Regions from separate parts of the Homo sapiens genome. Here region 2 is linked to region 1. A link is a loop called in an ENCODE intact Hi-C map of the cell type or tissue named here. Cell type or tissue: MCF 10A. All regions are shown on one strand. Links, peaks and the distances in the headings refer to the core of each region. The heading gives the core; the rest is flanking DNA. Region 1 overlaps LINC02507 (long intergenic non-protein coding RNA 2507). Region 2 has its middle 23 kb from the start of ARHGAP10.

Region 1 (15,179 bases), core at 4,281-12,280:
AGTACAGAAATGTCTTTCACTTCAAAGGGCATACTGTGGGGTGCAAAGAAAGGCAGGCTTGGGTCCTTCCAGCCAAACATTGCCCTCTGGCACTCATGCTCAACTCCCCAGGGATACAAGAGGGCAATCTCCGGCCCTTGTAGCTCTAGGTAACATTTCCCACAACCCCTGACTCATAAATATTGACATTTGGGAAAAATAAGACCAAAAAAGAAAAAAGGGCTTTTTCAAAACAAAAAAAAAACTGTTTTTAAGATGAAGTGTTTATATATTTTCTAAAGCCTGGTTTATACCTAAGCTATCACTATAATTTTTAAATAAAATATACCTCATCTTGGGATTTTAAAAAAATAGTATTATCCATCAACCACTAGAGAATATAGGAAAGAAAACTTTCAGCACGGTTTTTATTTATTTATTTTATATTTTTCCATCCGGAAAATAACAGGACTGAGTTGAAAGCAATTTTTTCTAAAAGTAGCAATAGCAACATTCTCAGATAAAATCTTTTTTGCTGAATATCAACGTTTAAATTATAGTGAATTTGAAGTTATTTATTTTCAGCAAAAGCTTTTCTTTTTCCTTTTAAATATTTGTCTCCACCCCTCTTTGCTTCAAAAAACAGAAATGATGTGACAACTGAGACCTTCGAGAATTCCTTAGACCCCAGCCTGTTTTCATTGTGGAACTACAGCGCGACCTGGTGGTAGTTGCTGTTTTTAGCATGGTTTATGAATAAATGGTCAAAGTTTCAAAACCAAAACAAAGGAAAGCCTTGTGTTTAGACTTTTAGAAAATATAGTATCAGGAAAGAAAACAGTGGGATGGCTCTCTTAGAATCATAATTACAGATAGAACTTTTTTTAAGTTTTTTAACTATAATATACTTTTTTTTCCCTTAGGGTGTCGCTCTGTTGCCCAGGCTGGAGTGCAGTGGCGTGATATGAGCTCACACCGCAACCTCCGCTTTCTGGCTCAAGCCATCCTCCAGCCTCAGTTCCCGAGTAGCTGGGACCACAGGCACGAGGCACCACACCCACTTCTTTTTTATTTTTTCTTTTGTATTTTTTTGTAGAGATAGGGTTTCACCATGTTGCCCAGGCTGGTCTCCAACTTCTGAACTCAAAGAGATCCGCCCACCTCGGCCTCCCAAAGACCTAGGATTACAGGCGTGAGCCACTGCGCCTGACCAAATATATCTTTTAAGAATAAATAATCTAGTAAGGTTATTGATGAGTCATTATATCACCTGATACAATTTTTAACATTCATATATTTTCAGGAATATGAATTTTCAGTCATATTTCCTCTTTTTAACTACTTTTACAGTTCTCTAAACAATGCTTCAAAAACATTAACAGAAAAAAATATTTAATCAGTGATACAAGAGAAGACTGTTTTATATGCTTTTCTTTGACAACTAGCAGCACATTGATGCAAGAGTTTATAGACAAAATGGTGATTCATAGTAACTGTAATCTTCTCTGTGTTTATTGTACTTTACACCCATCTTATCTAATCCTCTCAACCACCCTGTTAAATTCAGAATCAGTATCTCCATTCTACAGATTAGAAAACTGAGGCTTCAGGATATGAAATAACTTGTTCAAGGTCACTCCTCTGGTGAGTGACAGAATGGACTCAACCCTGGGCCTGCCTGCTCCAATGCCTAGGCATAGGGTCAGGCTGGTGATAGGCCCTTTTTAAAGATTGGCTGATTCAATGAGCAAATGCATCTACTGTGAGAATATTAAAGGTAAGCCTGGACTGGATCCAAAGTCTTCTGACTTGATAACCAGTAAATCTTCCAGTAAAGTTTAGACATATTTTGAACTTTCTCTTGTTTCTGCCTGCAGTTGCACTCTCCTGAGCCTGCTAAGTCCCCACTATTTTCTACAAAAGAACAAAGAAAAAATACCAGGCGAGAGTGACCCATAGCCTGAGCCCCAGGCTGTTTTACCCACGAGGCCCTAGCAGGGGATCTTTTCCACTTTTGTGCCATAGATCCCTTTGGAAGCCTAAGTGAAGCTCCTGGAACTTTTTTAAAATGCCCCACAAAGAAAGCCAACTATTTTAAAATAAAATTTTCAAAAAACTTTTAAAAACTCGGCCGGGCGCAGTAGCTCACGACTGTAATCCCAGCACTCTGGGAGGCTGAGGTGGATGGATCACTGAGGTCAGGAATTTGAGACCAGCCTGGCCAACATGGTGAAAACCCATCTCTACTAAACACACACACACACACACACACACACAAAATTAGCTGGGTGTGGTGGCACACGCCTGTGATCCCAGCTACTTGGGAGGCTGAGGCAGGAGAATCTCTTGAGCCCAGGAGGCGGATGTTGTGGTGAGCTGAGATTGCACCACTGCACTCCAGCCTGGGTAACAGAGCAAGAGTCATCTCAAAAAAAAAAAAAAACTTTAAAATACTAATTTGTAAATATGTGCTTATTTATTAATGCATTTAATAACAAGATTTAATAACAATGTCACAACTATATATTCAAAGTAGCAATTAGTATAAATGATGTTTTGGGATATTCGTAATCCCTGTAATGTGACATGAATATATCTATTGTTTCTATTGGTGAGAGAGATATTGTTAATATTAATGTGATGTATGGCCTATATTCTTTAATAAATAAAATTACAAATTTCAGTTTGAAGTTAATGAAAACAGATTTTTTTCATCCAAGTTCATGGACCTTCTTACCCTCCTGAATTAAGAAATCAAAGCTAATCTTAAATAAGTCACAGCTAAATCTTTTCAAAAACTAAAAAATTTTAAAATTCTTAAATTCTGTCAAAAAAATGCTTAAGCAATATATATATGTTTCCCTTGATTAGTGTGAGATATTCACTTTAATATGAATATTATGAATAATATGAATATTCACTTTAATATGAATAATATGAAGCAAGACTCCAAAAATAAGCATGGATCTAGGACCTAGGGAGATGTTAAAACAACCTTGCCTGAGTCTCATGACAGTAATCAACAAATAATAGTATTATTTGCCCATAATAATAATTCAGTTTGTATGCATCTGACAAAGGACTAATATCCAGAATCTACAAGGAACTCAAACAAATCAGCAAGGAAAAAAAACAAACAAACAAATAATCCCATCAAAAAGTGGGCTAAGGACATGAATAGACAATTCTCAAAAGAAGATATACAAATGGCCAACAAACATATGAAAAAAAAGTTCAATATCACTAATTATCAGGGAAATGCAAATCAAAACAACAGTGAAATACCACCTTACTCCTGAAAGAATGGCCATAATTTAAAAATCAGAAAATAACAGATGTTGGTGTGGATGTGGTGAAAAGAGTGCATTTTACACTAGTGGTGGGAATGTAAACTAGTACAACCACTATGGAAAACAGTGTGGAGATTCCTTAAAGAACTAAAAATAGAACTACCAGTTGATCCAGCAATCCCCCTATTGGGTATCTGCCCAGAGGAAAAGAAGTCAATATAAGAAAAAGACACTTGCACACGCATGTCTCTAGCAGCACAGTTCGCAATTGCAAAGATATGAAACCAGCCTAAATGTCCATCAGCCAACAAGTGGATAAGGAAAATGTGGGATATATAACTACTCAGCCTCAAAAAGGAAAAAAATAATGGCATTCGCAGCAACCTGGATGGAGTTGGAGACCATTATTCTAAATGAAGTAACTCAGGAATGGAAAACCAAACAGGAATGGAAAACTAAGCTATGAGGACGCAAAGGCATGAGAATGATATAATGGACTTTGGAGACTCAGGGGGAAGGTTGGGAGAGGGCCAATGGATAAAAAAGTACACATTGGGTACAGTGTACATTGCTCAGGTGACAGATGCACCAAAATCTCAGAAATCACCACTTAAGAACTTTTCCATGCAACCAAACACTACCTTTTCCCTCAAAACTATTGAAATATAATAGAAATAAAAGAATAAAAAAATCATAATAATAATTCAGTTTGACATGACAAACATTGAGCAGCTACTATGCTAGACACACTACTAGTGTTTTTAAAAATACATTTTAAAAGTGAATACTTCTTTGTCATTTGTGCAGCATTTATCATTTTCAAAGCAGTTCTACACACATCTTTCTTTCAAATCTAATTACAACTTCAAGGGGCAAGGCAGGGTCTGGAGACTTATTCATTAATTCTGCATTCCCACGATAAATCTCACTCTGGACCCATAGTAAGTACTCAATAAAAGAAGACAGTTTACTCCACCTTTATCCCCCAAGCAAGCCCCTGAATTAGGGCTGCCAGGTAGGATACAGAATGTTCAGTTAAATTTAAATTTCAGATAAACAATTTTTTACTCTAAGTATATCCCATGAAAATGATTTTTAAATATCTATAATATGGGACACACACACATTTTTTTGAGTATTTGTTGTTAACCTAGATTTCAAATTTAACTGGGCATTCTGTGTTTTTGCTGGCTAAATTTGGCAATTCTTTCCTGAATTTCTCTGCCCAGGAGCTCCCTCTGCTGCAGGAACTCAACGATAGGGAGGAAGAGTCCAGAAAAGTAGGGCTGTCAGCACCTCTGTGAGCAGCCGACGATCCACAGCGGATGGAGTTTGGTGGTAAAGGTACTCACTTCCTGTCTCTCTGGTGATGATTTTGAGCATGTTCTACAAAGTCTTTCAGATGGTCCCAGTAGGTTGGAGCCCAGCTGCCCTCAGTGGTAACCTGCCCATTAACGTATCCTGTGTTGGTTTCCTTTCCTCCCCTACCTCACCTCCCCACTCCCCTTTCTATGATTCCTAGAGTCACCTCCCAAATAAACTTTCACATTTACATTATTGTCTCATGGTCTCTTCTGAGGGAACTCAAACTAAAACAAAATGCTTATTGAATTAAATCCTCAGTTGCAGATGAGAGGTTCAGGGACCATGCCAGATGCTGAAGGCACCAAGATGGATAGTGATGAGCCTTCTCATTCAGCCCTTACTCAGCACTGCCTCTGGCTACCAAGCACTGTGCTCCTATCATGTACCAGCCCCTGGGACTCTCCGTTTACATGCATCTTGGCTAACCCTTTCCACCACCCTGCCCAGTAGCTATCATTATGCTCAAATTGCAAACGGGGAAATTGATGCTCAGAGGGTTTTCCAAAGTCACACAGTCATAGAAATGCCATCTTTGGTTAGGGAGCAGTGCCTCACACCTGAAGTTTCAGCACTTTGGGAGGCCAAAGCTGGCAGATCGCTTGAGCTCAGGAGTTTGAGACCAGCCTAGACAACATGGCAAAATCCCATCCACACAAAAAATACAAAAATTAGCTGGGTGTGGTGACATGCCTATAGTCCCAGCTATTTAGGAGGCAGGATTGCTTGAGTCCAGGAGTTCAAGGCTTCAGTGAGCTGTGATCACGCCACTGAACTCCAGCCTGGGTGACAGAGTGAGTCTCTGTCTCAAAAAAAAAAAAAAAAAAGAAAAGAAAAAGAAAAGGGCCGGGCGCAGTGGCTCACGCCTGTAATCCCAGCACTTTGGGAGGCCGAGGCGGGCGGATCACAAGGTCAGGATATCAAGACCATCCTGGCTAACACAGTGAAACCCCGTCTCTACTAAAAATACAAAATATCAGCCGGGCGTGGTGGCGAGCGCCTGTAGTCCCAGCTACTTGGGAGGCTGAGGCAGGAGAATGGCGTGAACCCGGGAGGGGGAGCTTGCAGTGAGCCGAGATTGCGCCACTGCACTGCAGCCTGGGCGACAGAGCGAGACTCCGTCTCAAAAAAAAAAAAAAAAAGGAGTGCCATCCTCCTGCAACACACCACCTCCCTGAGACCCACAGACAATAATACAACAGGCTTTAGGACACGCCTCTCTTGAAGTACTTAAAAGTGAGTTGAGAATACACAACACTTATACATGAAAAAATAACTCATGACACAAGAGAGTAAGGGAAATGTGTGACAGGCAGCTCAGAGAAGAATCCCTATGGAGTTCAGAAGAGAGATAAGGGTCAACTGGGAATATTAGAGAAATCTCATGGGTGGCTGGACTTAGGCTGAGCCGGAGTGAATGAGTTAGATTCAAATGGGAGACTCAGGGAAAGGAGAGAGTTGTGAGTGAGAAGGATGAGTAGGCACCGTGCAGAAGCAGCACTGGGCATGTTTACTGTGACTGTAAACAGAAAGATGGCCTGAGGACAGGATAGCAGGAACCAGGCCATATTATAGAGGCCTGGGGATGCCAAGAGCTATGGTTTGAATATGTGTCCCCTCCAAAACTCATATTGAAATTTAATCCATTGTGGCAGGATTGAGAGGTGGGGCCTTAGGGAGGTGATTAGATCATGAGGGCTCCATCCTTATCAAGGAATTAATCCGTTCATGGATTAAGGGGTGAATGGAGTAATGGGTTATCACAGGAGTGGACTCCTGACTTTATAAGAAGAGAAAGACCTGAGCTAGCACATTCAGCCCCTTGCCAAGTAATGCCCTGCACCACCTTGAGACTCTGCAGAGAGTCTTCATCAGCAAGAAGGCCCTCACCATATGCAGTCCCTTGACCCTGAACTTCTGAGCTTCTATAACTGTAAGAAATACGTTCTTTTTCTTTATAAATTATTCAGTTTCAGTTATTCTGTTATAAACATAAGATTATTGATTAAGACACCAGGTAAAAAATATGGAGTTCATCTGAATATATATGTGGAGCAAATGCAGGCTGTGAAAGTAGAAAATTGACATGATCAGAATAAGATTTTATCAGATTCATCCGGCAGTAGAGGGCAGGATTGCTTGAAGTAAAGAGAATAGTTAGTAGACTCCTGACAGGCTATGCCTATGGTAATAAAGATCTAACCCAGAATAATGAACAGGAAGGTGTAAACTACATTACAAAGCAAGAGTTGTCAAATCTGAGTCACTGATGGGTCAGAGAGGAGAAAGAATAAAGAAAGCTCCTTTACTGTACCTGGATAATGGGGAAAATGGAAACATGAACAAGAAACTAGAAAGTTGTACATAAGAAAATGACTAAAATAACTCAATATATCATCATTTCCCTAAAAATTATACATTGGGAAGATTTTTCTGAATGATGTGGAATTATGGATGTGTTCCCCCTTGGTGGACAAAAGTAACTCAAACCTTTCGGTGAGGAGCTATCTCTCCTCCACTCTCCTCAGCCCTCTCCATGACCTTATAGAACTAAAGCCAATAGTTACTGAGTGTAGAAGATATCTGCTGTTTCTGCCTGCTAAACATCCCCTCCCCCTGCACCTGGAAACACCATTTGTATTTCTTGTAGAGATTGCATTCCATGCAGCACAGGTGCAGTTGGACCCATTCTACCCCGCCCCCATCAATCTCCTCCTACCCCTTGTCCAGCTACAAAAAAGGGCACATAGCCCAGACCTGGCCAATTTGTTTACCCCATGCCATGTGCATAGCACAGTGATTCAGAAAGAGGTATGTGGCTGGAGCCAAGCCAATCACTATCCATGAAATTATTCTAGAGAAGTAACAGGAAGCACTTCTTTCTGCAACAATTAAAGTCCATATTAGGAGGTAGGAGCTCAAAATTAACACTGAAAGATTACAGAATGAGATGCAGACTAGGAAAGGGCCTGGCTAAAACTGGAGAAGAGAAACTCTCTCAGGCCTGCCTCTCTGTAGACCAGTCTGTTCCACTGTAGGAAACCTAACTGCTGACAATCCCCAATTTGTTGTCGGTGTCAGGGAAATCTGAGACAACACGTGTACCCAGCCACACTATGAACCCCTAGACCCAGCCACATCTGAACTTGGCTGAGCTTCTGAACTTTCCAACTACGTCAACAAATTTTTTTTCTTTAAGGAAATAAAATTAAATTTGGATCACTTGCTACCAAAAAAAAATGTTTAATGTAGCTAGCTTTACTAGCTTGTTATCAAAATGTGTTCTGCTTGTGCCCACAGCTCAATCTTAAAAATCACATTCCTGAAGTTCTTCCTTCCTTGACCACCCCAAGTATGTTACTCCTCCCCTCTCTCTGCCTTCCATGCCTAGTTTGTTTGCAGTTACCTTGAGGAACTTGTAAAAGGTTGCTCTAGTTGCACACCCTCCTATGTGAGGCCAATAACAAAGGAAGATCTCCAAAACACCTTCCAAAAAAGCAAAGCCACAAATGGCCAAGCCCAGATGACAATCACAGTCCCAGCTAATATCTTTATTGCATCCGAGTAAATACCTGGCAGAGAAGCCAGCCATGCCGTGCCCCAACATCTGACCTACAGAAACTGTTAGATAATAAATATGGGTTACTTTAATCCATTAAGTTTCTGGTAATTTGTGACTTAGCAATAGAAAACTTATAGAGGACAGATGCAACAACTTGTCCCTCACCTCGGAAGGGATATTTTCACACGCCCAAAATGAGTAGGCCCTTAGAAAATTGGAATGGAGACAAATTGGCAGATTCCAGTGAAGTTGGGGACCTGAACCTCTAAATTTGGTTGAGCCTTCTTTGTCAAGAGAAGCAGCTCTTCCAACTGTGTTTAAGGAAGTTAGTACACCTTGGTCTGAAGAACTTTCCTGGTATACTGCGGAGGAAGGTATCAAGCCTTAGGAAGATTGGACTTGGAGCTCCATCCTCAAACACAAATACAAAAGCCTTTAAAGAGACTATTGAACCAGCTATTCCAAACACATCAGGTTAAATAACTGTTAAAATAAAATAAAACAAAATAAAAAATGGTGTGAGTGTGTGTGTGCGCGTGAGCGTGCATGCACATGCACACATTTCCTGGTGATTCTGCTTCTCTGGCTCAATCTATAGTGGTAAAGTTGAGGACATTGTCACTAATCCATGTTCAAAGTGCATCCACCTTACCCCAAGGCTTGATGTTCTCATAATGTACCTTCCTTAAAGTGTCATTTTCTACCTGCCTGGGAAAGGCACAAGTCACATCTATCTTTCTCAATTTGGTTCAAGAATTTCAGGACATATTAGGCAATTTTAATAAAATCACTATGAGTTATCATCAATCTGTCCTTTATATATACAAAGAATGTTGACCGGGCACGGTGGCTCATGTCTGTAATCCCAGCACTTTGGGAGGCCAAGGTGGGTGGATCACGAGGTCAGGAGTTCAAGACCAGCCTGGCCAAGATGGTGAAACCCCGTCTCTACTAAAAATACAAAAAAATTAGCCGGGCATGGTGGCGGGCACCGGTAATCCCAGCTACTTGGGAGTTTGAGGCAGAGAATTGCTTGAACCCGGGAGGCAGAGGTTGCAGTGAGCCGAGATCACACCACTGCACTCCAGCCTGGGAGACAGAGCGAGACTCTATCTCAAAAAAAAAAATGTTGCAAGAAAATCTAAAATTTGTTTCCTTTAAAAACATTGTATAAAGTCAAGTGCAGTGGCATGCACCCGTAGTCCCAACTACTTTGGAGGCTGAGGTGGGAGGATCTCATGAGCCCAGAAGTTCAAGGCCAGCCTGGGAAACATAGCAAGCCCTGTCTCAAAAAGATTATTATCACTATTATTATTATATATTTTCTCAAAGTGTTGCCTTGATGTTTCCCTTTATTTTGTGTCCTTTTGTTTAAGAATGCAAAATATCTAAGATTGCAAAATATCTAAGATTGCTATCATTTCGGCTTGTGAAAGAAACACAAACTAGCTATAGCAGTTAGGGTTAAATCAGAGAAGCAAAGCCACTAGATTATTATGGGAATAAAAGATTTATTATAGGAATTTAGATCTCACACAAATGTGAGAGCAGCTGAGAAAGTGAAAGTCAGAGAATTTAAGAAAGAGTCATAAATGAATCCTCTGAAAGCACTGGCATGAGTAGGTAAACTGGAGCTTTCAGGGAAATCTGCGACACCAGATATACCCAGCCACTTTAGTGAGATTGCAAAGCGGGAGCTCTCAGAGAGGTCTACGGGAAGATGTTCCCTCTGTGTAGCTACCACCTCTATGGGTTTGCAGCCAAGCATCTGGGTAAGGGGGAGGAGGGAGTAGGTCTGCTTTTGGTGAGTTGGGCTGGCAATCAGGAAGCCGAGCTGGACAGTGTGGAGGAGAGGAAGAACAAGTGTGGACCCAGACACCTCTGTGTCTATCTATCTGACCATGAGACCTTCCAAGAATAATGGTCGTTGCTTCTTTTCCACCTTCCAAATCTCGTGCATCTTCCTCTATGGCCAACTCTAACCCAGAACCATGCATGGAATGTAATTCCCAGCTTAACCCACCTACCATGGTGTAATCCAGCACAATGACTAAGCAAAAGATGAATTTGTTATTAGAGTCCTGGGGCTCCTCACAGAACTGAGGACAGGAATGAGATTGGATCTCAAATTAGCTGGAAACAGGAGTTCAGATGCCATTAAGCTCTCTGGGTATCTTGCCTCTCTTGCTGCTCTCAAGTTACCTGCTTGTTTACCTGCCTCCCTTTAGACCGGCCTGTTCCACGGCAGGAAATCTAACTGCTGACAACCCCTAAGCATGATTCCCTGCAGCTTCTTCAGACATGTCAAGGGAAGAGAGACTCTCAGCTCTGTCTCTTCATGCCCAGTCCAATAAATTCTGAGAAGGGACTCATTGGCCAGAGGACTGGGTCACATGGTATCACGGCTGCTCCTGCTGTGCCATGTGGATAGGGAAGGGGAGAACAGTTTTCAGAAGAAAGTAAATGTGGAGCAAAGCAGCTCCATAGGCATCCACTGCAGGAGGAAAGATCTATTTATTAGTACTTACAATATAACAGATTCTATGCTAAGAGTTTTGCATACATTATCTCACTGAGTGCTTATCTCAAGACTTTGAGGTTGTTACCATTATTGTTCCCATTTTACAGATAAGGAAATTGAGACACAAAGAGATTATATCTTACTTAAGTCCCAAAACTAGCTATAGTAAGATTGGCCTGGCTCCAAAGAGGGCTCGTTGACTTCCAGTGTTCCAAGGGGCTCCAGTCACTCTGTTTGTCATTATGCCGTGGGCTTTCCCCCAATGTTGCATATTGACAAACTTCCCAAGCTATACTCTACTGTGTCCTTTCTCATTTCACAGGTGACAGAGACACAAAATTACCACCAATCTATACACCTGGAAATAACTCTGCCTCCTGGCACAGTGCTTTTTTCCTTATTACACACTGCCTTGCACCCTTGATCATCCACTGCAGTAAATATGATAAAAAGATACTTTCAATTTCTTTCTCATAGAACAAAATGTGTTCACTCTGGAGTACATTTAGTTTAGCATAATCAAAGCTAAAATTCCTATGTGCTATAATCATGTAAATTGCTATTGACACTACTTCAGATTCAAGAACTTCTACCAGAAAGGTCAAAGCAAAATGGAACAACAGCTTGGAAGTTCATTATTGTCCTCACAGAATTTCATTATCAACAACTAATACATATTGAGCATGCTATCACAAGACACCGTGCCAGGCATAATGAATAGATGTAAGTGTGTAAGACATAGTCTCAGCCTTTTAAAATCTGGCTGAGTGGGCTGGGTGTGGTGGCTCACGCCTGTAATCCCAGCACTTTGGGAGGCTAAGGTAGGTGGTTTACCTGAGGTCAGACTTTCAAGACCAGCCTGGCCAACATGGTGAAACCCTGTCTCTACTTAAAAATTACAAAAATTAGCCGGGTGTGGTGGCAGATGCCTATAATCCCCAGCTACTCGGGAGGCTGAGGTGGGAGGATCATCTGAACGTGGGAGGTAGAGGTTGCAATGAGCTGACATCGCACCACCGCACTCCAGCCTGGGTGATAGAGCAAGACTCCATCTCAAAAAAAAAATCTGGTTGAGTGGATAGAACACAGACATAGACTGTATAATCAACCATTTATGGTAGCCTATGAATGAATGAATACACTCAGTGAATCATACAGAATAGGAAGTAATCTCTGGAGACTGCAACAGTCAGAAAATTTATCAGGAGGAGGTAGGAATCGAAGCCTGGATTTTATCTAACATGTATTCCTTCAGTCATTCAATAATTTGCTCATTCACTCAATAGTTCTTCAGTTGGGCATCATGCTTAATGCATGTAAGAGTAAAGGGACAATGGTGTATAACCTGGATAAGAGGCATGAGAGTTATGGGAGATAATACGATTCCACTGGCAGAATATTTCAATTCAAATGTGCAGTGTACTCTACTCTTGCATCCACCTGTCACTTGTTGAGTGTCTCTTACCTGCTGAGAACTCTGCTAGATCCCTAAATGAAGCAAAATTCTGGTCACTGTCTGCAAATACTCACAAAACATTTAAATAATGTCTTTGTCCAAATAGTCCTTGTTGTGTAGCAAGAGGACTTTGTATCACACAGTGTAGGCTCAAAGAAATGGTACAAGGGGAACATGATGCATGCGTACTCAGGATTCTTGCCATCCAACTGTTGGAAAGAATATAACAGGACACACCATGGTTGTGCTCCAGGAAAAGGACACAGGTCCCCTGACACCTTGCATTCTTACAGAAGCATTAAGAGGGGCAGGGACCACTCAAACAATTTGGGAAATCCAGCCTAGTTAGTACAAGAAAAAAAAAATGTCCTTTCTCAGATATTAATTTGCATATCAGCACTGGGTTCAGCTAGAGGCCTTGAAACTTATACCCCTCCCTGCTCAGCCATCTTGTTGCCTTGTTGAGGGAGGGCCACTGTGCTCATCCAGGAATGAGATAACTTAAGTCTTCTCAGAAATGTAGTCCAGAGTAAGGTGAGATGGGAGGATAGACTCACAGATGGAAGTTGGATAGGTGAGGGGAAAGGGGTTGGGCACTTTTTTTTTAAGACAAGGTCTCTCTGTGTCACCCAGGCTGAAGTGCAGTGGGTGCTATCATGGGTCACTGCAGCCTCAACTTCCTAGGCCCAAGCAATCCCCCCACCTCAGCCTCCCGAGTAGCTAGGACTATAGGTGCGTGCCACCACACCCAACTAATATATATTTTCATTTTTTGTAAAGATGGGGGGTCTCCCTGTGTTGCCCAGGCTTATTTCCAAAGGCTTTTTTTTGTTTCTAAGACAGGGTCTCGCTCTTTCACCTAGGCTGGAGTGCAGTGATGCAATATAGCTCACTGCAGCCTTGAACTCCTGGGCTCAAGCAATCCTCCCACCTTAGCCTCCTGAGTAATCAGGACCACAGGCATGCACCACCACGCCTGCCTAATTTTTTTTTAGAGACAGGGTCTCACTATGTTGCCCAAGCTGGTCTCAATCTCAGGCTCAAGAGATCCTCCTGCCTCAGTCTCCTAAAGTGCTGGGATTACAGGCACGAGCTACCATGTCCGTCTGGGCATTCTAAACAAGGGGCAGACATAGGCAGATGTGCAGAGCCAGGAAAAAGGACGTCTAGTTCCCCACAGTAACTTAAGTGCTCAGTACAGTGCTGAGCAATAGTGGGTGCTCGGTAAATATTTTGTTGGATGGCTGAAAGACATTCAGGCCACCTGCATGCCCAGGGCCTCTCAAACTTGGTGCATAAAAGGAGTAGCAGTGTCTTAGGGAATATCCAGAGCACCAAGACAAAAACAGACATAGTTTTACCAGATTTATTGGTAAGTAAATTAAAACTCTAAACAAATTAAAACAGGCCGGGTGCGGTGGCTCATGCCTGTAATCCCAGCACTTTGGGAGGCCAAGGCGGGCAGATCACAAGGTCAGGAGATCGAGACCATCCTGGCTAACACGGTGAAATCCCATCTCTACTAAAAATACAAAAAATTAGCCGGGTGTGGGGGCGGGTGCCTGTAGTCCCAGCTACTCAGGAAGCTGAGGCAGGAGAATGGCATGGACCCGGGAGGCAGAGCTTGTAGTGAGCCGAGATTGTGCCACTGCACTTCAGCCTGGGCGACAGAGCAAGACTCTGCCTCAAAAAAAAAAAATTAAAACAAACATATATTCATATATGTTATATATAAGTGCATGGGTATACATATGTACATAAATCACAAAGTTCCAATAAATTATTCAAATAAAATATAAGATTTGAGATAAATTTGCCTTTTGTGGAATCTCCCTGCAATACTCAGACCCCTGGGAAACAGGCGTTCAATCTTCTCCGCCATTAGGGATATAAAAGTGGAAAAGCTTGAAAAGTAGTACTGGATTCCTATTGAGCAAAAGAAAAAGAAAAAAGCGGTGGCTCACGCCTATATCCCAGCACTTTGGGAGGCCAAGGCAGGTGGATCAGCTGAGGTCAGGAGTTCGAGACCAGCTTGGCCAACGTGGTGAAAACCTGTCTCTACTGAAAATACAAAAAAAAAAAAAAAATTAGCCGGGCATGGTGGTGGGTGTCCGTAATCCCAGCTACTTAGGAGGCTGAGGCAGAAGAATCGCTTGAATCTGGAGGTGGAGGTTGTAGTGAGCTGAGATTGCACCACTGCACTCCAGCCTGGCAACAGAGTGAGACTCCATCTCAAGAAAAAAAAAGAAAAGAAAACAGTGATTAAAATAGCAACTAAGAGATAAGTTGTAAGATTTCTAACCTTTTCCTGAAAAAAGAGCTGCCAGGTAAGGCTAAAGAAATTTGTTTATTAAATCAGCAATAAACTAGATTATGTGGTTTCCAAAATAAATATGATCTTTCATATTATACATGTAATATGTAAGATATGTTTATAAAAACAAATAATATAAATATTATAAACAGAAATATGAGTTAATATCAATAAGCTTTCACAACAAGAAAGTGTCTAGTGTCATAAACCATCTTTGGGGAAAAAACAAAACCCTGCTAGATCTAAGAGTTTGTGACTGTATATTCATATGCACACGCACACATATAATCTCCCACACTTAAACTAATCTAATTAAGAAACTACAGTCTCCTCTTAAAGCTGAAATTCTTTCAGGTCATGGATAAAGACAACAATGGTATGGCTAATGCAATATACAATAATATACAATACAATACAATGCAATGCAATACAATACAATAATGGCTCATTACTAGAAATATTAGGAATTACCTATAACTCGAAAGAAAACTGGGCCACCAGGCTTCATTTTGGTATTATATTTTTTTGCATAAAAGTATACTAGTCTTCGGTTTCAAACTTTGTTTTCGCTCTGCCTTCCTTCGCCTCTTTCAGAAAATACACAAGGCACGGCTCTGGGTTCCCTGAGCAAAACCAGACTGGTCAGCTTCGTGTTGCTGTAACCTTCAGATCTGGATATTGTCACCCATTTGCTC
Region 2 (15,179 bases), core at 2,803-10,802, 110 kb after region 1:
GCATCTACAACACTCTCTCCATCAACAGGATTGGCTCAGAGCCAGGGAAGTCTTTCTATGGGGAAAAGATAAGCTGGAGACTTCATTACCACCACAGATGTCAGTAGTCCTTCTACAGGAGGGTCCCCCAGTTTTCACAGGTTCCATATCCAGTTTAGAGAGTTGCCAGGAATTTACATGGCTGCATTGCTCCAGAGTAGGAGCCCATATTGTGCACCCACATCCCCACAACCTAAAGTGCTGCAGCATGGTGCCATCTTGAATATGGACCCACTGCTAAAGTGTGTCCTGCCCTGGAGGCCAATATCCACTGCCTCTCTCTATCCCTGAGGCCCTGTCATCATTCTACCACAAAAACACAGGTGCCTACAGCACCACTACACCAGCTTCCTGGAGTCTAGGCCTGACAGAATGACCGAGACATGGGGGCACACAAACCCATGTTTCACCCCGCCCCCCAAAAGATGAATCTGCACAGTTGAAGGCTGGGCGCGGTGGCTCATGCCTATAATCCCAGCATTTTGGGAGGCCAAGTTGAGTGGATCACTTGAGGTCAGGAGTTGGAGACCAGCCTGGCCAACATGGTGAAACCCCATCTCTACTAAAAATACAAAAATTAGCTGGGCATGGTGGCGGGCACTTGTAATCCCAGCTACTCAGGAGGCTGAGGCAAGAGAATCACTTGAACCCGGGAGGCGAAGATTGCAGTGAGCCAAGGTCACCACTGCACTCCAGCTGCACGACAGAGTGAGACTCCATTTCAAAAAAAAAAAAGGAGAGAGTAGAGCAGTGGTTATCAGAAACTGGAGATGGGCAGGAAGAGAGGAGGGTAGGAAGAGAGGAGGGTAGGAAGAGAGGAGGGTAGGAAGAGAGGAGGAGGGGATGACTTTGGTCGAAAGGTACAAAGCTACAATTAGATTGGAGGAATAATTTCATAACTTCTGGTATTTTATTGCACAGTAGGGTAACTATGGTTAACCATAGGGTATTGCATATTACAAAATAGCTAGAAGAGAGTGTTTAAATGTAGTAAGCACAAAGAAGATCAATGCATGAGATGATGGATGTGCTAAGTACCCTAATGTAATAATTATATAATATATACGTGCATTGAACTATCAAATCGTACGCAATCCTTATGTACAATTACAATGTGTCAATTTAAAAAAATTTAATATTAACACAAGTTTTTCTAAAAGTCTTCCAAAAAAATAGAAGGGAAAGGAACACTGAACTCAGTCTATGAGTCCAGTAATACCCTGATACTAAAGCCAGACACAATATTTGAAGAAAAGAAAATTAGAGAATAATATATCTTATGCATATATACGCAAATATTCTCAATGAAAAGCTAGCAAACCAAATCCAGCAGCATATAAAAAGGATTATACATGATAATCAAGTGGGATTTATCCCAGGAATGCTAGGCTGATTTAACTTATAAAACTTAATCAATGTAACATATCAAAGAAATAGAATGAAGGGGGAGAAAACCCATGCAATCCTATCAATAGACCCAGAAAAAGTGACAGAATCTAAATCCTTTTTATGACAATAGCACATAAGAAACTAGAAATAGAAGAAAGCTTTCTAAGTCTGCTAAATAGCATCTATAAAAAGCCCAGAGATAACATATGTAATAGTGAAACATTAAAAGCATTCCTCCTAAAATCAGAAATAAGACAAGGATGTCAACTGTCACCATTCTATTCAACATTGTGCTGAAGATTCTAGCTAGGGCAATTAAACAAGAAAAAGAAATCAAAGGTATACAGATTTGAAAGGAAGAAATAAAATTATCACTGTTTGCAAGTGAAATAATCTTACATAGAGAAAACTCTAAAGGATCTACAAAAAAAACTCTTAGAGTTACTAAACAAGTTCAAGAACATTGCAGAATACAATATTTAGAAATCAGTTGCATTTCTATGCATTAATAATGAACAATCTGAAAATGAAATAATAAAACAATCCCACTTATGAAAGCATTAAAAGAATAAAATACTTGGGAATAAATTCAACATAGTAGGGTTGTACACTAAACACTAAAAAATATTGCTGAAAGAAATTAAAGATCTAAATATATGGAAAGGCATCTACTGTTCACAGATTATAAGACTTACTATTGTTAAGATGGTGATACTCCAAAGTGTTCTATAAATTCAGTGCAATCGCTGTCAAAATTCCAACTGTCGACCAGACACGGTGGCTCACACCTGTAATCCCAGCTCTTTGGGAGGTCGAGGCAGGTGGATCACCTGAGGTCAGGAGTTTGAGACCAGCCTGACTAACATAGCGAATCCCCGTCTCTAGTAAAAAATACAAAAATTAGCCAGGCATGGTGGCGGGCACCTGTAATCCCAGCTAATCGGGAGGCTGAGACACGAGAATCACTTGAACCCAGGAGGGTTCAGGTACCTCACTGTACCTCACTGCGGAGGCTGCACTACAGCCTGGGTGACAGAGTGAGACTGCCTCAAACAACAACAACAAAAATGCCAATTGTCTTGTTAAGAAATAGAAAAGTTGATCCTAAAATTTATATGGAATTGGAAAGGACACAGAATAGCCAAAAAAACTTGAGAAAGAACACAGTTGGAGTCCTCACTCTTCTTCATTTTGAAAGCTTACTACAAAGCTATAGCCATCAAGAGAGTGTGATACTAACACAAGGCTAGATCAACGGAATAAAACTGTGAGTTCATAAATGAACCCATGCTTTTATGATCAGTTGATTTTTGTTTTTGTTTTTGTTTTTGTTTTGAGACAGGGTCTTGCTTTGTCACCCAGGCTGGAGTGCAGAGGCACAATCACGGCTCACTGCAGCTTTGACCTCCCAGGCTCAAGCAATCCTCCCACCTCAGCTCCCCAAGTTGCTGGGACTACAGGTGCATGCCACCACACCCGGCTAATTTTGTTATTTTTTATAGAGACAGGGTTTTGTCGTGTTGTGCAGGCTGGTCTCAAATTCCTGGGCTCAAGTGATCCTCCCACCTCAGCCTCCCAAAGTGCTTGGATTATAGGTATAAGTCACCATGCCCAGCCAGCGATCGCTTGATTTTTTTTTTTTTTTTTTTTGAGACGGAGTCCCACTCTGTGGCCCAGGCTGGAGTGCAGTGGCACGATCGCAGCTCACTGCAAGCTCCGCCTACCGGGTTCACGCCATTCTCCTGCCTCAGCCTCCCAAGTAGCTGGGACTACAGGTGTCCGCCACCACGCCCAGCTAATTTTTTGTATTTTAGTAGAGACGGGGTTTCACCATGTTAGCCAGGATGGTCTCGATCTCCTGACCTCGTGATCCACCCGCCTCAGCCTCCCAAAGTGCTGGGATTACAGGCGTGAGCCACTGCGCCCAGCCTGATCACTTGATTCTTGTCAAGGGTACCAAAACCATCTGGTGGGGAAAGAATTGTCTTTTTCACAAATGCTGTTGAAACAAGTGGGTATCCATATCTAAAATAATTCTGAAGTTGAAAACTTGCCTTAAAAATATACAAAACTTCAAAGTGGATCAACAATCTAAATATAATAACAAAAACTACAAAACTTATAGAAGAAAACATAGGTGCAAATCATCATGACCTTGGAATTGGCAATTTTTAAGAAGACTTTATTCTTTAGACCAATTTTAGGTTCACAACGAAATTGAATGGAAAGTACAGAAAATTTTCACATGACCCTGACCCAGCAACATGCAGCCTCTTTTAATATCAACATCCCATACCAGAGTAATGCATTTGTTACCATCAATGAACCTACTGTAAAATAAATAAATACTAAATAATAAATAAATAAAAGTGTAGGACTTCCAAATTTATTTTGATAAAGAGAAAAGTTAAACCCTAAAAGCTGACTCACATAACACGACTGTTTTTCTTCTGTGGTGCATGACCATTGCTTTCTAAACTTTGTGTTGAGATGTTATACATTAACCAGAATCCCTATTCTTAATTCAAACCTAGACTAAATGCTGTAAAAATAGAGACCCTATGACTGTTACAATAAAATGTTAAACAACCCTGTTAGAGTGTAATCAATAGTAGCCCATCAAATCTCATATCTATATGTTAGTCTTCATATAGAAAATGTTATTTTGTTCAACACCTCTATTTTGCCTATATAAACCATCCTCATTTCTCATTTTTCTCCACATCAGGTCACTAATCACCATTCTTTTATTTTCCCCCCCGAGGCTGGAGTGCAGTGGTGCAATCTCGGGTTATGGCAACCTCCATCTCCCAGGTTCCTGGGTTGAAGCAATTCTCCTGCCTCAGACTCCCAAGCAACTGGGATTACAGGGGCCCACCACCACACTCAGCTAATTTTTGTATTTTTAGTACAGACGGGGTTTCTCCATGTCGGCCGGACTGGTCTCAAACTCCTGATCTCAGGTGATTCACCTGCCTTGGCGTCCCAAAGTGCTGGGATTACAGGTGTGAGCCACGGCACCCAGCAACTAATCACCATTTTGTGTGTGTGTGTGTGTGTGTGTGTGTGTGTGTGTGTGTGTGTGACAGAGTAGTGCTCTGTCACCCAGGCTGGAGTGCAGTGGCGTGATCTCGGCTCACTACAACCCCTGCCTCCCAGGGTCAAGTGATTCTCCTGCCTCAGCCTCCTGAGTAGCTGGGATTACAAGTGCCAATCACCATTCTTTGGTGTAGCTCTGCTACCCAGATGGCTGCCCTCACACTTGGCTTTTAAATAAACTCTTTTAACTAGATCCTAAGCTTTTTGACTATTTTAGGTTGACACTATATTGCAAATCATCTCCTGCTCTGTTGGTTTCATCATACCTCAATAATAAAAAAAGACATCTTAATTTTAATTTTAATTTTAATTTTATTATTTGTAGAGATGAGGTCTCCCTATGTTGCCCAGGCTGGTCATTATTGTTTTAAAATATCATTTTTAGGCCAGGTGTGGTGGCTTACCCCTGTAATCCCAGCGCTTTGGGAGGCTGTGATGGGAGGATCACTTGAGCCTAGGAGTTCAAGACCAGCCAGGGGGAAAAATGTGAAAGATCTTAAATTTCTGGCCAGGTGCAGTGGCTCATGCCTGTAATTCCAGCACTTTGGAAGGCCAAGGTGGGCAGATCACCTGAGGTCAGGAGTTTGAGACAAGCCTGGCCAACATAGTGAAACCCCATCTCTAATAAAAATACAAAAATTAGCCGGGCGTGATGGTGCATGCCTGTAATCCCAGCTACTTGGGAGGCTGAGGCAGGAGAATTGCTTGAACCTGGGAGGCGGAGGTTGCAGTGAGCCAAGATCACAATTGCACTCCAGCCTGGGTGACAGAGCAAGACTCTGTATCAAAAAAAAAAAAAAAAAGTTATGTTTACACTACCCTGTAGTCTATTAGGTATGCAATAGCATTATGTCTTTAAAAAAACGTGCATGCCTTAATTAAAAAATGCTTTATTGCTAAAAAAAAAAAAGGCAAACCATCACCTGAGCCTTCAGCAAGTCGCAGTTTCTGCTCATGGAGGCTCTTGCCTCAATGTTGATTGCTGCTGACTGATCGATCATGGTAGATGTTGCTGAAAGTTGGGGTGGCTGTGGCAATTTCTAAATAAGACAACAATAAAATTTGCTATATTAATTGACTCTTCCTTTCGAGAAAGATTTCTCTGTAGCACATGATGCTGTTTCATAGCATTTTACTCACAGTAGAACTTTAAAACTTGGAGTCAATCCTCTCAAACTCTGCTGCTCCTTTAGTAACCAAGTTAGAATATTTAGATAATATTTCATAAATATTCTAAATGGTTTGTTGTCATTTTGACAATGTTCACAATATCTTCACCAGGAGTAGATTCCATCTCAAGAAACCACTTTCTTTGCTCATCTATAAGAAGCATCTGTTCACGTTCTGTCATGAGATTGCAGCAATTCAGTCACGTCTTCAGGCTCCACTTCCAATTTTGCCATTTCCACCACATCTACAGTGACTTCCTTTAATGAAGTCTTGAACCCATCCCCCCAAAGTCATCTATGAGGACTGAAATGAACTTCTTTCAAACTCCTGTTAGTGTTCATATTTTGATCTCTTTTCATGAATGTCCAGGCAATAGCATGATCTCAGCCCACTGCAACCTCCGCCTCCCAGGTTCAAGTGATTCCCTTGCCACAGCCTCCCGAGTAGCTGGGACTACAGGCACGTGCCACCACGCCTGGCTAATTTTTGTATTTTTAGTAGAGATGGGGTTTCACTATGTTGGCCATGCTGGTCTCAAACTCCCAACCTCAGGTGATCTGCCCACCTTGGCCTCCCAAAGTGCCAGGATTATAAGTATGAGACACTGCGCCCAGCCTGAAATTTAAGATCTTTCACATTTTTCTCTTGCACATAGCAATGATCGGAATGACAGTGGGAACCAGGAGAATAATTTCTGTGCATTTCTTTTTTTTTTTTTTTTTTGAGACAGAGTCTCGCTCTTTCGCCCAGGCCGGACTGCAGCGGCGTGATCTCAGCTCACTGCAAGCTCCGCCTCCCGGGTTCACGTCATTCTCCTGCCTCAGCCTCCCAGGCAGCTGGGACTACAGGCACCTGCCACCACGCCCGGCTAATTTTTTGTATTTTTAGTACAGACGGGGTTTCACCGTGTTAGCCAGGATGGTCTCGATCTCCTGACCTTGTGATCCGCCCGCCTCGGCCTCCCAAAGTGCCGGGATTAGAGGGTTGAGCCACCGCACCCGGCCATTTCTGTGCATTTCTATAGGAAACTGGCTAAGCAAGTTCAGAGTCAAAATCCTTAAGCCACTTCATGGATTTAGGATACAAGAGGAACCTGAAGTTAAAGGACAGAACACCTAAACATACCTCCTGGTGAGACACCTTGCTTTTCTCCCAAACAACTCAGGCTGGACAGACACAAAGATGTTATGGGGCGGGGCGGTGTGGGGGAGTCAGGCTAGTCCCAGGGAATTGTGGAGAGGAAGAGTCAGGTCTCAGAAGTAAGCAAGTAGGACCTGATGCCTAAGCAGAGGGCCCTGGGGCTGTGTCCTATAGTAACATGGATGGGGCCAGAGACTGGAAAAGCCCCAGCAGAGAAGAATGTTTTTCGTATTTTTATCAGGGAGCTATTGACATTGTATATGGACTTGTTCTGCACATTTCAGTATATTTACTATCCCTGCCCTATGCCTACTAAATGCCACTAAATCCCGAAGTCACTGTGACTAGAAATGTCATGCACAGTTCCAAATGCCCACTAGGGGGCCTGTATCACCCTTGATTGCCATTTATCACATATTTGCTAATAAACACACTTCCTGATTAATGTAGTGGGATACAATCGGATATCATAATTACTATTTCTCTTCTTCACAGGTTTTACAGTTTCTCTCCCAACCACCAGGCATCCCTCTTCACCCACTAAATCAAAGCAATTGGTTGCTTCAGGATAAGGGTGACATAGCCAAGAACGAAGATGACAACTGCGTTTCTGAATGGAATTTTAAAATCAAAGGTGAAACAGTAGGCTTTTTATTATAAGAGCCAGGTTTTTGTTTTGTTTTGTTTTGTTTTGTTTTGTTTTAAGAGAGGAAACAAGTTTTCAAAGTTCTAAATAAGTTAGAGCTGGGAGGACTCAGGGCGGAGTGATTATACCATAAACCAAATCATCAGGAGGTATGAAGTTGTTTACCAAAAGAAAATAAAAGTTCAACTTGCTGAAAGAGAATCTGAGGGCATGTTGTCAGAGGCATTTGAACCAGAGTGCCTCCATCTTGAATAGGGGCTGGGTAAAATGAGGCTGAGAGCTACTGGGCTGCATTCCCAACAGGTTAGGCATTCTAAGTTACAGGATGAGAAAGGAGGTCAGCACAAGGTACAGGTCACAAAGACCTTGCTGATAAAACAGGTTGTGGTAAGGAAGCTGGTGAAAACCCACCAAAACCCACCAAAACCGAGACAGTGACGAGAATGACTTCTGGTCATCCTCGCTGTTCATTATATGCTAATTATAATGCATTAGCATGCTAAAAGACACTCCCACCAGTGCCATGACAGTTTACAAATGCCATGGCAATGTCAGGAAGTTACCCTATATGATTTAAAAAGGGGAGGAACCCTCAATTCTGGGAATTGCCCACCCCTTTCCCGGAAAATTTATAAATAATCCACCCCTTGTTTAGCATGTGACCAAGAAATAAGGCTGGGAACAGTGGCTCACGCCTGTAATCCCAGCACTTTGGGAGGCCGAGGCAGGCGGATCACTTGAGGTCAGGAGTTTGAGATTTGCCTGTCCAATATGGCGAAACCTCCGTCTCTGCTAAAAATGCAAAAATTAATGGGGCCTGGTGGCGCGTGCCTGTAATTCCAGCTATTTGGGAGGTTGAGGCTCGAGAAGCATTTGAACCCTGGAGGCAGAGGCTGTGGTGAGCTCACTGCATTGCACCACTGCATTCCAGCTTGGGCAACAGAGTGAGACTCGAAAGAGAGAAAGAGAGAGAGAGAAAGAAAGAGGGAGAGAGAGAGAGAGAGAGAGAAAGAGAAAGAGAGAGAGAGAGAGAGAGAGAGAATAACCATAAGAACAGCCCAAGCAGCGGCCCACGGGGCTGCTCTGCCTATGGAGCAGCCATTCTTTATTCCTTTACTTTCCTAATAAACTTGCTTTCACTTTATGGATTTCTCTCGAATTCTTTCTTGCGTGAGATCCAAGAGCCCTCTCTTGGGGTCTGGATTGGGACCCCTTTCTAACAATGTGACTAGAATGTAGATGCTGGTAGGTGCCCAGGAAAGAACTGTACCCCCTTCCCACTTTCCTCAATCAGCTAAGAAGGCAGGAAATTCCCCAGGGGGATAGTGAAGACTTTAGAGCAGAGAGGGTCTTCGCCTTGCTTCCAGCAGGCCTCACTGAGAGGCCCCCGCTCACCACACACGGAGGAAGGTGTCTCAAACAGATACTCCTCCCCACTCTCCAGGACACTGAACATCCCACAGTTTCAGAAGCCTCCCCACCAAAGCAATACAGAAGTGGGTAAAAGTGGGCAGGGCCTTGTGGTGGGAGTGAGGCTAGCAGACACAGAGCTGCAGGGAAAGGGGCTGACCGCCAAAGGCTAGCGGGAATGGCCCATGCCAGCACATCCTGAGTCAGATGCCTCTGAGGTCTATACAACATAAATCCCCAGGAAAAAAGAAGGAAAAGAAAGATGGGCGAAACCTTGGACCAACTTAATTTAAATATGTAAATTGCAAAGTTCTCATAGAAGGTTAAGTTTCTGTGGGAAAGGAACTGACTTAGTCCATTTTCTATGCTTAACAGAATACCTGAAAATGAATATCTTTTTTTTTTAAATAAAGCCTTTTTATAATTTATCTTTTTTTTTTTTTTTTTTTTTTGAGGAGTCTCGCTCTGTCGCCCAGGCTGGAGTGCTGTGGCACGATCTCAGCTCACTGCAAGCTCCTCCTCCTGCGTTCATGCCATTCTCCTGCCTCAGCCTCCCTAGTAGCTGGGACTACAGGCGCCTGCCACCACGCCCGGCTAATTTTTTGTATTTTTAGTAGAGACGGGGTTTCACCTTGTTAGCCAGGATGGTCTCGATCTCCTGACCTTGTGATCCACCCACCTCGGCCTCCCAAAGTGCTGGGATTACAGGCGTGAGCCACTGCGCCTGGCCTAATTTATCTTTTTTTTTTAAAAGAGCCATCATACGGTGAAGGAGCTGAGCCAGCTCAGGTTTCTCTTCCTCTTCTCTTAAAGCCACTGGTCCCACTTGCATGAAAATCCATTAATCGATTAAGCCATGAATTTGTGAATTCATGAATGGACTAATCATTTCATGAGGGGAAGAGTTCTTAAGAGACTGTCACCTGTTAAAGGCCCTCTCAATACTGCCACATTGTGGATTACGTTTCAACATGAGTTTTGGAGGGGGCAAATATTCAAACCATAGCAGAGGCTTAGCAACCAAGAGCAGTACTAAGGACATAAAGAGTCCATGAAATTTATCCTCAATATACCAGTGAGTATTTATACCATCTTTTTTTTTTTTATTTTTATTATGACCATTTTTTTGAGACAGAGTTTCGCTCTTGTTGCCCAGGCTAGAGTGCAATGGCATGATCTCGGCTCACCGCAACCTCTGCCTCCTGGGTTCAAGTGATTCTCCTGCCTCAGCCTCCTGAGTAGCTGGGATTACAGGTGCACACCACCACACCCAACTACTTTTGTATTTTCAGTAGAGATGGGGTTTGTCCATGTTAGGCTGGTCTCAAACTCCCGAACTCAGGTGTCCCAAAGTGCTGGGATTACAGATGTGAGCCACTACACCTGGCCTATCCCCTCTTTATTTAAGCCCTTTAAATTCGCAGGGAGTACCTAATGTCAAATATCAGCAGTTTAGTTTGTTCAGGATTAATTATTTGTGTAGTTTTGATGACTATGTATTGAAAACAAGTGCTCCTTTTACTTCTGTGTGATTGCAAATACCACTGAAGTAGCCCCTAACTATATAGGGGCCGAAAATTGCCATTATCTAATCCATTGATCATCTAATCTATTGATAATGGCAATTTTCAGCCCCTATGTAGTTAGACAGATTGCAGTCTGTCCAATTTTATTTTTATTTTTTACACTTATTGAATTAGAAAAGCATGTCCATTTTTAAAGCAATGAAATATCTACTCCATATTTGTGCTAAGTATAGTTTTAAAATTAACTATCACAAATAAAACAGCAACAGCTTAGACTTCAGGGTAGTTTTCTTCCTAAGAAATTCCTAAATTTCTTAGGAATTCTCAATTTCTAAATTGCAAACCACAGTATAAATTCAGAAAATTCCACTTTAGATTTGAATACAGCTCCAGGAGAGGATGATTGTCTCTTTGTTATACTCTTTAGAGGTTTGTTTTTTTTTTAATCTGTCATTACATTCAGATTTTAAATTCAATAAACATACACGATATACATCTCTTTGGAGGTGACCAAAACAGACATTCCTCTTATTTCACACACACCAAGTAAGCCTACAGTTAATGTTGCTTTGATACTGATGAGAAACTCGTATTTTATGTTAGCAATTTCTACTTTTCTGTCTCTACTGAAAATTCTTCTGAAAAGAATTTTAACTTCTTTTCAAAGAATGCCAAAATAGTCTGGAAAAAAACCCAAAAATCCAAGAAAACAAAACCCCAAAAAACAACAAAAGTCTTAAGCTTTTGGCCGGGCGTGGTGGCTCATGCCTGTAATCCCAGCACTTTGGGAGGTGGAGGCAGGTGGATCACCTGAGGTCGGGAGTTCGAGACCAGCCTGACCAATATGGAGAAACCCCCGTCTCTACTAAAAATACAAAATTAGCCAGGCATGGTGGCGCATGCCTGTAATCCCAGCTACTCAGGAGGCTGAGGCAGGAGAATCACTTGAACCGGGAGGCAGAGGTTGTGGTGAGCTGAGATCGTGCCATCGCACTTCAGCCTGGGCAACAAGAGTGAAACGCCGTCTCAAAAAAAAAAAAAAAAAAAAAGTCTTAAGCTTTCATAAGCACATAATCAGATCTTTCCATCTTTCATGGGGACCGTTGATTGGTAAATTCTGTTTTATGTTACAAAAGAGCAAAGTGGCTGTGTTCTAATACAGTTCTAGTTTTGCAACAAAAGTCTTGTAAAATTTTATATTCTCATTATTAAACGTGGATTTTAAGGGGCAGCCTCCATGCCTTATGACAAAACTAAGTGATAAAGGAATGTGCTGGTCAATCTGTTTTATTGTATACTTGATACCTTTTATGGTTGCATTTCATTACCTGAAATTTGGGGAAAAAAGACTAGAAGCTTGGCTTTTAGGTCACTTTTTTTTTTTTTTTTGAGACAGAGTCTTGCTCTGTCACCCAGGCTGGAGTGCGGTGGCGCGATCTCGGCTCATTGCAACCTCTCCCTCCTGGGTTCAAGCGATTCTCCTGCTTTAGCCTCCTGAGTAGCTGGGACTACAGGCATGCACCACCATGCCCGGCTAATTTTTTTGTATTTTTAGTAAAGATGGGGTTTCACCACGTTGGCCAGGCTAGTCTGAAACTTCTGACCTCAGGTGATCCGCTCGCCTCGGCTTCCCAAAGTGCTGGGATTACAGGCGTGAGCCACTGCGCCCAGCTGCTTTTAGGTCACTTCTGATAGCCTTGTATTTCATTCTATTGCTTATGAGCTTTGTATTCTGCTTTTGTGTTTGTTTTACTTTTCAGTGAAAATAAATAAATAGCTCAAGTGGGATCTATGCTTTAGTTATGTAAAGAATAGATTGCAGCAACATGGAATCAGCTGGAGGCCATTATCCCAAGCGAATTAACGTGGAAACAGAAAACCAAATACAGCATGATCTCACTTATAAGAGGGAGCTAAACATTGAGTACACATGGACACAGAGATGGGAACAATAGACACGGGGTTTACTTGAGCGCGGAGGGTGAAAGGAGGGTGAGGAGCAGAAAACTACCTACCGGGTACTGTGCTCACTACCTGGGTGATGAAATCTTTGTACATCGAACCCCAGCAACACACAATTTACCCACATAACAAACCTGCACATGTACCCCCAAACCTAAAATAAAAGTTAGAAGGAAAAAAAAAAGAATAAAGAGAGAAGACTTCTTAGACTCCTTAATCATATTATTTTTGTTGTCTGGGTAAAGATGGCTGAGGCCTGATGGCCTGATAGACTGATAGAAAGACAGTTATGAATTTAGAATTTCTTCTCTTCTTTTGATCACTTCATTCAGCAAGTAACGAGAGACACATAAAACAAAATTCTAAGGACTAAGTTAAGCTCAATATTTAAAGTCCAAGAAAACTGTGAGTTAAAAACTGGATATTAGGCACTGAACAGGACAAGTAACATATTTCTTGTACTTTTAACTGCTTTTTCAAACAAATTAAAACGGATAGGAAGCTCTTGGGAAACTCTTTTCAGTCATTGCAAAAAAATAGCTCAACCTATCCTAATCTGGCAAAGATTTAGAGGGCCTAAATTCCTAAAAGCATTAGGGGATTTTTTTTCCCCCTAGTTCCCAAGTATGCTGTATAAGAGTAATTTCTGTGGCTGGTCACGGTGGCTCACGTCTGTAAATCTCAGCACTTTGGGAGGCTGAGGCAGGCAGAGCACCTGAGGTCAGGAATTTGAGACCAGCCTGGCCAACATGGCAAAACCCCGTCTCTACTAAAAATACAAAAATTAGCCAGGCATGGTGGCGCATGCCTGTAGTCCCAGCTACTCGGGAGGCTGAGGCAGAAGAATCGCTTGAACCCAGGAGGCAGAAGTTGCAGTGAGCCGAGATCGCACCATTGCACTCCAGCCTGGGCAACAGAGTGAGACTCAGTCTCAAAAACCAAAACAAAACAAAAGAATGATTTTTATTATACCAAATTCAGAGTTAAAACATCTTTATATTCATTTGATATACTCTATGAGTGCATTTGCAGCCTTTAAAAGAGACGGTTGCTTAAGCTGACACTGCAGAGCATTGCAAGAAGTGTTGATTAAAATCTCCACATTTGTTCTGAGTTTGTGAATTCCAAGGAGGTTGGCTAATAGCAAGTAGTGGCTCTTCCACAGCTACTCAGCCCTGGATCATGGCCACCTGTGTGTCATTCCTATGCAATGACTGTTGTTAATATTTTGGTGCATATCTTTCAAATCTTTTCCTTTCATTGTAGATATTTTTTAATTTGCAAAGTCGATCTCATAGCCTTACTTTCTATTTTATAATTTTTTTCACCAACAACATGTGATTGATTTTTTAAAAACCATGTTCAACACTGTAAGATTATTCATCATCTCTCCTAGTTATAACATAATTTATTAGTTTCCTGTTGTTGGACACTTAGGCTATTTTAAATTTTTGCCTAGTGTAAATATTGTTGTGATTCACATCCTTGAACTTAAATCTTTGGGTACAGCCTGATTATATTCTATAGATAAGTTTCTTGAAGTAATGTTACTGAGTCAAATGGCAAATGTTACCACCATGAGATAATCATTGGAAATAATCTGGTGCATATTTTTGCTCTGTTTTGAAAAATTAATGTGTATGTACACAAATGTAAGTTTATATAACCTTTTATTTATTTATTTATTTATTTATTTATTTAGAGACAGAGTCTCGCCCTGTTGCCCAGGTTGGAGTGCAGTGATACGATCTTGGCTCACCACAACCTCTGCCTCCCGGGTTCAAGCGATTCTCCTGCGTCAGCCTCCTGAGTAGCTGGGATTACAAGTATGTGCCACCACACACGGCTAATTTTTGTATTTTTAATAGAGACGAAGTTTCACCATGTTGGCCAGGCTGGTCTCAAACCCCTGACCTCAAGTGATCTGCCCACCTCAGCCTCCCAAAGTGCTGGGATTAGAGGAGTGAGCCACCATGTGCGGCCAGTTTATATAACTTTTATTTTATTTTATTTTATTTATTTATTTATTTTGAGACGGAGTCTCACTTTTGTTGCCCAGGCTGGAGTGCAATGGTGAGATCTCGGTTCACTGCAACTTTCACCTCCCTGGTTCAAGCGATTCTTCTGCCCCAGCCTCCCAAGTAGCTAGGATTACAGGCACACACCACCACCCCCAGCTAATTTTTGTATTTTTAGTAGAGACGGGGTTTCACCATGTTGACCAGGCTGGTCTTGAACTTCTGACCTCAGGTGATCCACCCGCTTCGGCCTCCCAAAGTGCTGGGATTGTAAGCATGACCCACTGTGCCTGGCCAACTTTTTATTTTTATTATTTATTTGGAGACAAGAGTCTCGCTCTGTCGCCCAGTCTGTAGTGCAGTGGCAGGATTTTGGCTCACTGCAACCTCCACCTCCTGGGTTCAAGAGATTCTCCTGCCTCAGCCTCCCGAGTAGCTGAGATTACAGGCGCATGCCACCACACCCAGCTAATTTTTGTATATTTAGTAGAGACCGGGTTTCATTATGTTGGCCAGGCTGGTCTCAAACTCCTGACCTCAGGTGATCCACCTGCCTCGGCCTCCCAAAGTGCTGGGATTACAGACGTGAGGCACCGCACCTGGCCTATATAACTTTTTTAAAAAGTTGTTGTGTTATGTATGGGGGGCTGTATTGAAGGTTTTTAAGCAGAGGAATGACATGATCTGATTTTCATTTTAGAAGAATCATTCTGGCTGCTATGCTTCAAATAGACTGCAGGGAGCAAAGATAGAAGAAAAGATAAAAGCAGGGAGTCTATT

What was found. Peaks named below come from ENCODE experiments on the same cell type or tissue, not always from the same donor. Only the 100,000 strongest peaks of a DNase experiment are listed, where the experiment ranks them.
Region 2: it touches region 1 in a loop (9-fold over the local background); 2 of 110 quality-filtered maps call a loop at or near these places.

What each region holds. Positions count from the first base shown.
Region 1 is chr4:147,589,767-147,604,945 of GRCh38, forward strand. LINC02507 (long intergenic non-protein coding RNA 2507) reads left to right here. Exons shown (of 4, transcript NR_187416.1): 4 at 4,499-4,823. Among named protein-coding and RNA genes, the nearest start is that of TMEM184C-DT, 20 kb to the right of the region's middle. In MCF 10A, for the core only: no CTCF peak of the experiment used is centred there; a DNase peak (open chromatin) is centred at 7,425.
Region 2 is chr4:147,701,139-147,716,317 of GRCh38, forward strand. No RefSeq gene overlaps it. Among named protein-coding and RNA genes, the nearest start is that of ARHGAP10, 23 kb to the right of the region's middle. In MCF 10A, for the core only: CTCF peaks have their summits at 7,214 and 7,413; a DNase peak (open chromatin) is centred at 7,213.